Linked DNA regions of Homo sapiens: region 2 is linked to region 1. A link is an interaction called in ENCODE POLR2A ChIA-PET data of the cell type or tissue named here. Cell type or tissue: OCI-LY7. All regions are shown on one strand. Links, peaks and the distances in the headings refer to the core of each region. The heading gives the core; the rest is flanking DNA. Region 1 overlaps IGF2BP3 (insulin like growth factor 2 mRNA binding protein 3). Region 2 overlaps IGF2BP3 (insulin like growth factor 2 mRNA binding protein 3).

What was found. ChIA-PET counts read pairs that join two places held together with the same protein. Peaks named below come from ENCODE experiments on the same cell type or tissue, not always from the same donor. Only the 100,000 strongest peaks of a DNase experiment are listed, where the experiment ranks them.
Region 2: POLR2A ChIA-PET joins it to region 1 with 8 read pairs; 8 of 35 experiments call an interaction of 5 or more read pairs at or near these places.

What each region holds. Positions count from the first base shown.
Region 1 is chr7:23,366,077-23,371,463 of GRCh38, forward strand. All of the region lies in intron 3 of IGF2BP3 (insulin like growth factor 2 mRNA binding protein 3), which reads right to left. Among named protein-coding and RNA genes, the nearest start is that of SNORD65C, 28 kb to the right of the region's middle. In OCI-LY7, for the core only: a CTCF peak has its summit at 3,519; DNase peaks (open chromatin) are centred at 1,245, 2,135, 2,475 and 3,275; H3K4me3 peaks cover 3,483 bases; H3K27ac peaks cover 4,556 bases.
Region 2 is chr7:23,418,415-23,423,801 of GRCh38, forward strand. IGF2BP3 (insulin like growth factor 2 mRNA binding protein 3) reads right to left here. Exons shown (of 15, transcript NM_006547.3): 3 at 362-410. Among named protein-coding and RNA genes, the nearest start is that of SNORD65C, 25 kb to the left of the region's middle. In OCI-LY7, for the core only: no CTCF peak of the experiment used is centred there; no DNase peak of the experiment used is centred there.

The sequences.
Region 1 (5,387 bases), core at 178-5,177:
TGTATAGTTAAATATTCTATTCCTAAGAATAGATAAATGCTATTGGTTGTCAACTTCCGTGTAAATCTTTTTTTTTTTTTAGACAGAGTCTCACTCTATCACCCAGGCTGGAGTACAATGGTGCAATCTTGGCTCACTGCAACGTCTGCCTCCCAGGTTCAAGCGATTCTCCTGCCTCAGCCTCCCAAGTAGCTGGGATTACAGGCACACACCACTACACCCAGCTAATTTTCGTATTTTTAGTAGAGACGGGGTTTCACCATGTTGCCCAGGCTGGTCTCGAACTCCTGACCTCAAGTGATCCACCCACCTTGGTCTCCCATAGTGATGGGATTACAGGTGTGAGCCACCACACCTGGCCATGTAAAGTCTTTAGAAAGATAACTAGAAACTACAATCCTGTGCACTTTTTTTAAATGGTGAGTTTTATTGTCTGTGAATAATACTTCAACAAGCATGGCTTTAAAACAAAGTAAAAAAGAAAAAAAAAAAAAAACCACAAGCAAAAAAACCCCTCTAATCCTTAGAAGAAATAGGTGCAGAATCAATCTTGGTACCTAGCTGTGGAAAAAATTTAACAACACAACTTAGGAGATTTTACATAGCCCCATAGATGGATTTCAGTGGATCTTTGATGTCTTACTCAAAGTTTCATGTACAAGGCTTGGAAGTAATGACAACAGAATAGGGAAAGGGCTGTCAATAGCCTAATAAGATTCCCAAATCTCAAAAGGATTTCCAACCCCCAAATGACTTGAACTGTACTATAGTAATCCCATCAATCTTAAGGCAGGCCATTATTTGAATATGCTCTTTTATATCAAGGCCTATCAAATGGTATCATGCCACTCCAGCCCACTGAACTCTCAAAGAATAAATACAACTTACACTTGGTAAGTTCTCACATTTTGCTTTTTTTTTTTTTTTTTTTTTAAAGACAGAGTCTTACTGGAGTGCAGTGACATGATCTTGGCTCACTGCAACCTCCGCCTCCCAGGCTCAAGCCATTCTTGTGCCTCAGCTTCCTGAGTAGCTGGGATTACATGCATGTGCCACCACGCCTGGCTACTTTTTGTATTATAGTAGAGACAAAGTTTTGCCATGTTGGCCAGGCTAGTCCCGAATTCCTGAGCTCAAGTGATCTGCCTGCCTCAGCCTTCCCAAATGCTGGGATTATAAGTGTGAGCCACAGTGTCCGGCCGCATTTTGCTTAATTCTGCATTAAACAGGAAGATAAGACAGTGTTCCTGTTACCTGTCACATAAGCTACTTATGCACCTGTTTTTGTCTCCTAGATTCTTGTCCCCTCTCAGTACTGCTAATCATTCTATGTCAGCCACAAATACTTCTTTTAAACAGTCTTAAAGGCCAAAAAAAAAACCACGAAAAAAAACAAAAAGCTTTCCACTCTATATTTCCAACACTTTCACAAGTTCCCATACCTAAATAAAATCTTAAACCAGAAAGGAAACATTTCTCTATGCTTAGGTAAGTTTAAATTCCAACGACAGGGGAGGGAGGAAGGGGTATAAATGCAAAGTAAAGCCTCATAGAAAATGTCTTTCTAGAATTCCCCCGTTATGTATTTAGGACGTGAAACCCTCAAATGTTCAGCCTTTTTAAAAAAAAAAAGTTCATCCACGGCTGGGCGCGGTGGCTCACGCCTGTAATCCCAGCACTTTGGGTGGCCGAGGTGGGTGGATCACTTGAGGTCAGGAGTTTGAGACCAGCCGGGCCAACATGGTGAAACCCCATCTCTACTAAATATACAAAAATTAGCTGGACATGGTGGCACGCACCTGTAGTCCCAGCTACTCGGGAGGCTGAGGCAGAAGAATCCTTGAACCCGGGAGGCAGAGGTTGCAGTGAGCTGAGATTGCACCACTGCACTCCAGCCTGGGCAACAGATAGAGACTCCATCTATTTAAAAACAAAAAAAAACAAAAAAACAAAGTTCATTCAAATGTATAAACAGTACAGAAAGAATCACATGAAAAATGCAAAGATTATCACTTCCTGAATGTAATGGTACAAAATTAAGATCACTCATAATAGTCTGAAGTAGAAACAACCCGAATGAATGCTTACTGACTGATGAATGGAAACAAAATGTGGTATATTTGTACAATGGAATATTATTCAACCATAAAAGGGAGGTACTTATACATGCTGCAACAGACAGACCTTGAAAGTATTATGGTTACCTTGTTAGTATAGCGAAGACAGAAAGAGAGAAAGAGAGAGAGAAAGAAAAGAAAGAAAGAAAAAAAGAAAGAAAGAAAGAAAGAAAGAAAGAAAGAAAGAAAGAAAAGAAGGCATTATGCTAAATGAAAACAGTCACAAAAAACTACTTATTATATGATTTTTGTTTGTATGAAATGTCCAGAATAGGGAACTCTACGATAGACAGAAAGTAGATTAGTGGTTTCTATGGGCTGAGGAAAGTGAAAGTGGAGGGTGACAGTTAAATGTTTCTTTTTGAGGTGATGAAGGTGTCCTAAAAATGTGGTGATGGTTGCACGTATCTATTAACATACTAGGCCGGGCGCGGTGGCTCACACCTGTAATCCCAGCACTTTGGAAGGCCAAAGCGGGCGGATCACCTGAGGTCAGGAGTTTGAGACCAGCCTGACCAACATGGAGAAACCTCGCACCTACTAAAAATACAAAATTAGCCGGGCGTGGTCGCGCTTGCCTGTAATCCCAGCTACTCGGGACGCTGAGGCAGGAGAATCACTTGAACCCAGGAGGCAGAGGTTGTGGTGAGCTGAGATGGCGCCATTGCACTCCAGCCTGGGCCACGAGAGCAAAACTTTGTCTCAAAAAAAAAAGAAAAAAAAACTTAAAAAAAAATAATTGTACACTTTAAATGGTGAATTGCATAGTATGTGAATTATATCTCAATAAAGCTGTTAAAAAAATACTAAAAGCAACTTTACCAGGTAATGGCCTAGTTTTGCCTTTTAAACTCTGAAGTATTATTGATCACTTCTTGGCCTTTTGGCCAAGCATCATCCACAGAACCGGCCTAGTCTGGTTCAGCTTTGTGTGACAAAATGGTGATTTGTTCTTCAGTTGCCATGGATCCCCAGGTTGCAAGTTCTGTAACCTGAGCCTGTCCAGATGAACCACGCATGCAACCACAAGCAGAACCTAAGTGCCTGGACCGAGACAGGACCAAATTAAGAAGTGGACACCACATGACATGATCCATGATCCAATCAGATTGAGCCCTGGTGTCACCTCCTGGTATGATCCAGTCAGATCACACCTCCTGGCATCACATCATTGTAAGATTCAATCAGATCATACCTCATTACCCTCTGTCTATAAAATATGTCCCAGCCCCCAGCTGGGGGAGACAGATTTGAACCTGACTGTCTCCTTGCTTGACAGTCTTACCACGAACTTTTCTCTTTACAAAAGAACCTATGCTTTGGTGTTTGCTTTCCATTGCACATGGACAAACAGAACCAGTTTGGTTCAGTAACAGTATCATTGAAATACAGAATAAACTGCAAGAAATTTGATTCACTTTGACATTATGTATACACTCACTAAACTATCACCATCATGACAAGTTTCTTCATGCTTCTCTTCAATCTAGTAGCCTAGTTTATTGACACATATAGAGATCACTGCAATAAAGACAGTTTAAAAAACTGTCTTTGACCTGCAACGTGATCAGATTTTCTCAGCCACATACCAGATATATCCCCACCTCCCTCACAAAACTGGCTGTATTTTAGTTGATACCACTATGGGCGTGAGGTAGATAATTTATGTTCTGCAGATAAGCCTTCTGCTGACTGCTTATTCTGCATACCCACTGCTCAAGTCCCATCACTCCTGGGCTATCTGAACCAAGTCTGATTAGCATGCTTGCCTGTAGCCTAACACTCCATGACTATATCCTCCTGCCAGCAGTTACTACCCTTCTGTGGTTTCAAATTGCCAGTATAACTTGTCCAAACTTCAACATGGCATAAGAGGTTGTCAGTTACCTGGTACTACTTCTCTCTTCCATATATCCAACATACTTCCCACACCTATGCTCTAGTCACGCCCTCAAAACTGGGTAAAGTACCTCTCTCGTCATCTCCCTAATACCCATTCTTGGAAATGAAAGCAATGTCACTTTATAATCTCTTTCCTGATCTTTATTTTCCCACTAGACTAGTGATTATTAACCATAGTGATGTGATTGTCAGGTGTGTCACAGTAATCTAGTTTTCAGAGTCACACTGACTTCCATGCTTAAGCTGGCAGGTAATTTATCATACATACGATCTTAGATTCCAAATCTTTTTTATTTGACTGTTACATTTGCCTTATGTGTTTCAGAAGATGGAACAACAATGTCGGGCATTATAGTCTGTGTACCAATATATATCCTGAAAATCTCTCTGGAAATGGGTTACTCCTTCAATGTGGCTCTAACACAGAGCTGCACTATCCCATAAACCTCATAAGGGAAGGGGCCATGTCTTACCTTTGAACTCACTGCTCAGGATCTGTGATGAACAATAAAAGGTTAAAAAGGAGTCACACTATTTTTTTGTTCTACAGGGCAAAGGAAGCTAGTTCTAGGTTTTTTGGTTTTTTTGTTTTTTTTTTTTAAGACAGAGTCTTGCTCTGTCACCCAGGCTGGTGTGCAGCAGTGTGATCTCAGCTCACTGCAACCTCCACTTCCTGGGCTCAAGCCATTCTACCACCTCAGCCTCCCGAGAAGCTGGGATTACAGGCGTGTGCCACCACGCCCAGCTAATTTTTTGTATTTTTAGTAGAGACAGAGTTTTGCCATGTTGGCCAGGCTGGTCTCGAACTCCTGACCTCAAGTGATGTGCCCACCTCGGCCTCCCAAAATGCTGGGATTACAGGCGTGAGTCACTGCGCCCAGCCAGTTCTAGGTGTCTTTAAAAGTCCATAATAATATAAGCAAACAGGTATTTGTCAGGAATTTATACAAAAGATATAGAAGTGGAACAAGCATTACAAAAATCACAGTGAGATTAAAGTATTAATAAAATGCAAAGCGGGATATTTAATGCTTACTTGCCCCAACAAACACCTTGCCAACACACACACACACACACACACACCCTTCCAAGCACCAAAGCCAATGTCAGTCATTGGGGAGGGGTTTCTAGAAAGGAGTCACCTTGACTACTACTCATTGCAACAAGAGAGGCAAAAAGTCTCCACAGAATCACCCTTAGCGCTAGGGATATGGAGATGAAGGGAACATCCTTCAAACAGCTCAGCACAGTTTATACAAACAGGAACTACTTATCTGTCATGGGCAAGATCATCTCAGGAACTGTTCTTTTACATCTATTTGTGAGAAATGGCTATATTACAAAATGAAGAACAATCTGTATTGCAGG
Region 2 (5,387 bases), core at 153-5,152, 52 kb after region 1:
AGCAGGTATTTGTCTTTTTAAAACTTTGCCAAGATAGGAACTTCATATTTAAATACAATTGGCAAACTCATCAGAAAGAACTGAAATCAACAAAATCCTGTTGGGAAGTGACTGAATGAGAAAGATTACCCAGTTACCCAAGAATATATTTCAATATTTGGTTTCTTATCCCAAAGAGCAGATTTTTAAAAGATACACTGTGCCCTTACTAAGAAAAACCCACACCAAGGCACGGGTCATAGGAGAAGAATTTTATGTTCTAGCACACCCAAGAGTTGAGGAAAGGAGAAAAAGCTTTGAAAAAACTAACAGCAATAGGCTTCCATACTTAGATCTTAATTTTAAATACAGAAATTCTTACCTCCCACTGTAAATGAGGCGGGATATTTCGTATCTGAAGTTTCCGAATCCTGCAGAAGAATTAAAATGTTTTTTAAAAGAAAAAAACATAAAAGCAAAACAATAATAGCCAACATGGAAGTTTAGAAACTACTTAAAATATTAACTCTATATTAATTACAAACCAATATCTATTAAGAAAATACAGCCCAAGAAGGAAAAGCAAAGAAGCAAAGTCATAAAATGCATAGAGACCATTTGGAGATCCAGCATTTATCGGACTGTTATGACTTATTTTAAAAGCCACTAAAATTGGCAGATAGAATGTTTAAAACACACTTATCTGATGACTACATTCTAAGTTCAAATCCGTTAGCTTCAAATTAGGCATCCCAGGACACAAACAAGGCCTTAGTCCAGGTGACCTTACTCTGACCGTTACAGCTAAGGAGTCCATGGATAAAATTCAGGGAAATAAAAATGAGGTGTGGGTGGCAGGAAATTACACATTTATCTTCACTATCCCCTAAATGAAATTTAACACGTCCTTCAATTATGAATGCTGGCACTAAACCACAGAATTACAGTACTTGTAATTTTGACATCAATATAAATCAGATATTTTCATACCACATTAGACTGTTGGAGATCTTTATCATCTATACTCATTACTGTGAAACTTAGATGTGTTGCTAGAACTTGTTGCTTATTATACTAAGCACCTATCACCAAGTTTTAACATTCTGCTAACTACATTTTAAAATAATTGGTTTCCTTTATAATCCTACGTATTTTATGCATTTTAAAACATCCTGAGGCCAGGCACAGTGGCTCAGGCCTATAATCCCAACACTTTGGGTGGCCAAGGCAGGTGGATCACTTGAGGTCTGGAGGTCAGGACCAGACTGGCCAACATGGTGAAACTCCTCCTCTACTAAAATTACAAAAAATTAGCTGGGCATGGTGGCAGGTGCCTGTAGTCCCAGCTACTCCAGATGCTGAGGCAGAAGAATCACTTGAACCTGGGAGGCGGAGGTTGCGGTAAGCCAAGATTGCATCACGGCACTGCAGCCTGGGCGACAGAGCGAGACTCCATCTCAAAAAAATAAAAAATAAGACATACTGAAACATAAGAAGAGATCCATAGGTTTCAGACTGCTAAAGGAGTGCACAGTACAGAAAATGTTAAGAATCAGCACCTTAGTCCAAATGCCTCCCTACACATGTATATATGTATGTATAAGGGAAGGAAGAGGGCGACACATATAACACAACTGCATGTTAACTGTATGAGACTATACCATAGAAGTCACATGCCAGTCACCTCCTTTGAAGGAGGAAGAATTTATAGTCAACTAGCTATTAAAAACAAAACAAAAACTAGCAATTGAGCTTGACATCTCAAGTGAAATAAATTACTTAACTTTCACAATTAGAACTATAGGACAGGCCTTGTGGCTTATGCCTGTAATCCCAGCACTTTAGGAGGATCACCTGAGCCCAGGAGTTCCAGACCAGCCTGGACAACATAGCCAAACCCCATCTCTACAAAAATCTTTTTAAAATTTTTTTAAACTAGCTGGGCATGGTGTTGCATGCTTGTAGTACCACCTACTCAGGAGACTGAGATGGAAGGATTGCTTGAGACCAGGAGTTCAAAGCTACAGTGAGCTGTGACTGCACCACTGCAATCCAGCCTGGGCAACAGAGTGACAACCTGTCTCAAAAAGAAAAGAGAAGAAAAAAGAAAAATAAAAAACAGAAAAAAAACAAAGAACTATAGTGAACTTCTCTTTCCAGGTCAAATAATCCACAATTTTGAAGTATCTGAGGAAAACACCAGTTTAGTCTAGATTCATAACCTAGTTTAGTCCTTTGCCTCTTCCCTTTCCCCAAAAGGGTGAGAACAAACAAATACCACAGCTGCCATTGATCCCTTCGAGAACAACAAAGAAAACCTAGATTAACTAAACTCAGGTACATCCTGTCTACAATCATAAAATGGAGGAGGGAAGGAAGAGAAGCACTTTTACATTATTTTCATGACAAAGTAAAAGCACAGTCATCAAGGTAAAATATACCAAAGAAATAAAAGAGAATGCCAGTTTAAGAGATTCAAAAATCCAAACTATAGCTAGTACAAGTTTACAGACTAAATGCTAGTTTGGGATTTGTTTCAAAATAACTCATGTGGTAATAACTGTTAAAGCTTCAGGACAGGTACCTCTCTGCTTTTATGTAAGTTTTATATTTTCTTTTTCTTTTGTGTGTGTGTGACAAGAGTCTCGCTCTGTCGCCTATGCTGGAACTCAGTGGCACAATCTCAGCTCACTGCAGCCTCTGCCTCCCGGGTTCAGGCAATTCTCCCACCTCAGCCTCCTGCGTAGCTGGGATTGCAGGCATGCGCCATCACACCCAGCTAATTATTGTATTTTTAGTAGAGACGGGGTTTCACCATGTCGACCAGGCTGGTCTCAAACTCCTGACCTCAAGTGATCCGCCTGCCTCGGCCTCCCAGAGTGCTGGGATTACAGGCATGAGCCACTGTGCCTGGCAGTATTTTCTATAAAAGGTTTAAAAAATATACCCTAATAAAAAGATTTATAATTCATAGATTTCACAACTGTTATATGTTGCTTCAATTAAAAGAAAGTTGCGGCCGGACACAGTGGCTCACACCTGTGATCCCGGCACTTTGGGAGGCTGAGGTGGGCGGATCACCTGAGGTCAGAAGTTCGAGACCAGCCTGACCAACATGGAGAAACCCCATCTCTACTAAAAATACAAAATTAGCTGGGCATGGTGGCACATGCCTGTAATCCCGGCTACTCGGGAGGCTGAGGCAGGAGAATTGCTTGACCTGGGAGGCAGAGTTTGTGGTGAGCCAAGATTGCGCCACTGCACTCTACCCTGGGTGACAGAGCGAGACTCCATCTCAAAAAAAAAAAAAAAAAGGTGCTCACACTGTATTTACCTGACTAATGAAGGTATGATTTACTACATATATGCAAGTACTAATCTGGTTTTTTGTTTGTTTTTGTTCTGTTTTGAGATGGAGTCTCACTCTGTCGCCCAGGCTGGAGTGCAGTGGCGTGGTCTTAGCTCACTGCAACCTCCGCCTCCCGGGCTCAAGGGATTCTCCTGCCTCTTCCTCCGGAGTAGCTGGGACTACAGATGCATGCCACCACATCCAGCTAGTTTTTTTATAGAGATGGTGGTCTTGCTATGTTGTCCAGGTTCATCTTGAACTCCTGGGCTCAAGCAGTCCTTCTATCTTGACCTCCCCAAAGTGCTGGGATTACAGGTGTGAGCCACCATGCCTGGCCCTATTCTGTTTTAATCAAGTATCTAACACAGTAAGGATTAGCAGCAGAGTTAAGAAACTAAGTATTCACACCTACACTGGCCTCATTTTGGAGGGTGTATATATTACCAAAAAATTTTCCCAAAAGTACACATGTAAATATACATAGAGAGTTCAGGTTAATTAGCATGTGATCATACATATTACAAAAATAAATATCCACTTCACAAAGAGGATACTATCTTTTGTTTATTAAGAGTAATCCAGGCAATACACAGTGGCTCATGCCTGTAATCCCAGCCTTTTGGGGGGCCAAGGTGGGAGGAGTGCTTAAGGCCAGGAGTAAAATTAGCGTGGTGTGGTGGCACACGCCCGTAGTCCTAGATACTCAGGATGCTGAGGTGGGAGAATCACATGAGCCCAGGAGTTTAAAGTTTCAATGAGCTATAATCATGCCACTGTACTCCAGCCTGGGCAAGGGATTGCGACCCTGTCTCACACACGCACACAAAGCAATCCATTTGCCATGTTTTCCCAAAGACTTTTTAAGAATCTCATACTCAAGGATCCCACGGATTTTCTACCCACTCTTCAAAATTTACATCCAACACCCATTTAATTATTGGAAGTTTGGATGTTACTCCAGAATAATTATTTCCCTTAAATGGTTTTCTCGTTTCCCTTACCTGATACTCTTAAGTTTCATTTTAGACAAACATCTGAGTTATTTTTATGCAGTGTTGTGCTTTGTTTTTCAGATGGGAGTCTCGCTCTCTCACCCAGGCTGGAGTATAGTAGCGTAATCTCGGCTCACTGCAACCTCTGCCTCCCAGGTTCAAGCAATTCTCCTGCCTCAGCCTTCCTAGTAGGTGGGATTATTAGATGCCCACTAACTTTAGTAAAGATAGAGTTTCACCACGTTGGCCAGGCTGGTCTCAAATACCCGATCTCAAGTGATCTGCCCGCCTCAGCCTCCCGAAGTGCTGGGATTGCAGGCGTGAGCCGCTGCGCCCAGCCCTGCAGTTAGCGTTTGATATCTAGAATTGTTCTTTCCCATTTGCTCAGTAACTAATCTTAAACTGTGTGACGTTTACCTCTGGCTCCTAACCCCGTGCTCTGCTCTTATCAGTACAAGAGCCAAAAGTCTCAACATTAACAAGAATGAACCAAAGGCATGAATTATAATCATCCAGCACAGATAAATACAAACTTCTGGCATGGAAAGAACTGGAGAAAAATCTATCTCAGTCAGCTACACAATTAAAATACTCTACTGCTTCTTTGGTCATGTTCCATCTGAGATTTGAGAATGAGTTTATATTTGGGTTTGATTCTAAATACTTACAAGTCAAGAAAAGGTATTCATATTTTAATAGAGTGTTTCTATCATATTAATTACCAAGTCATTAAAGTTCAATATAACTATCAGAAAATAAATTAGCATTTCACCATCTCCTAAAACATACATAAATACATAGGATGCACACTCCATAACAACAGGGACTAATTAGGTTATCTTGTTTGTTGCTGCATTCAGAGCCTGAACAGTGCTTGGCATCTGATAAGCATTCAATTGATAGTTAAAATGTTACACTATATGGTGGAGGGGGGGAAAGACTCACAGAACCACTATCCAGAAACTAACATTTCAAATGATTTCCTTATAGCTTATAAAGGGACCGAGAAAAACAACTGCCACACATTTTTGAGAATGGAAAAAAAAAACAAAAACCCCAAAATATTG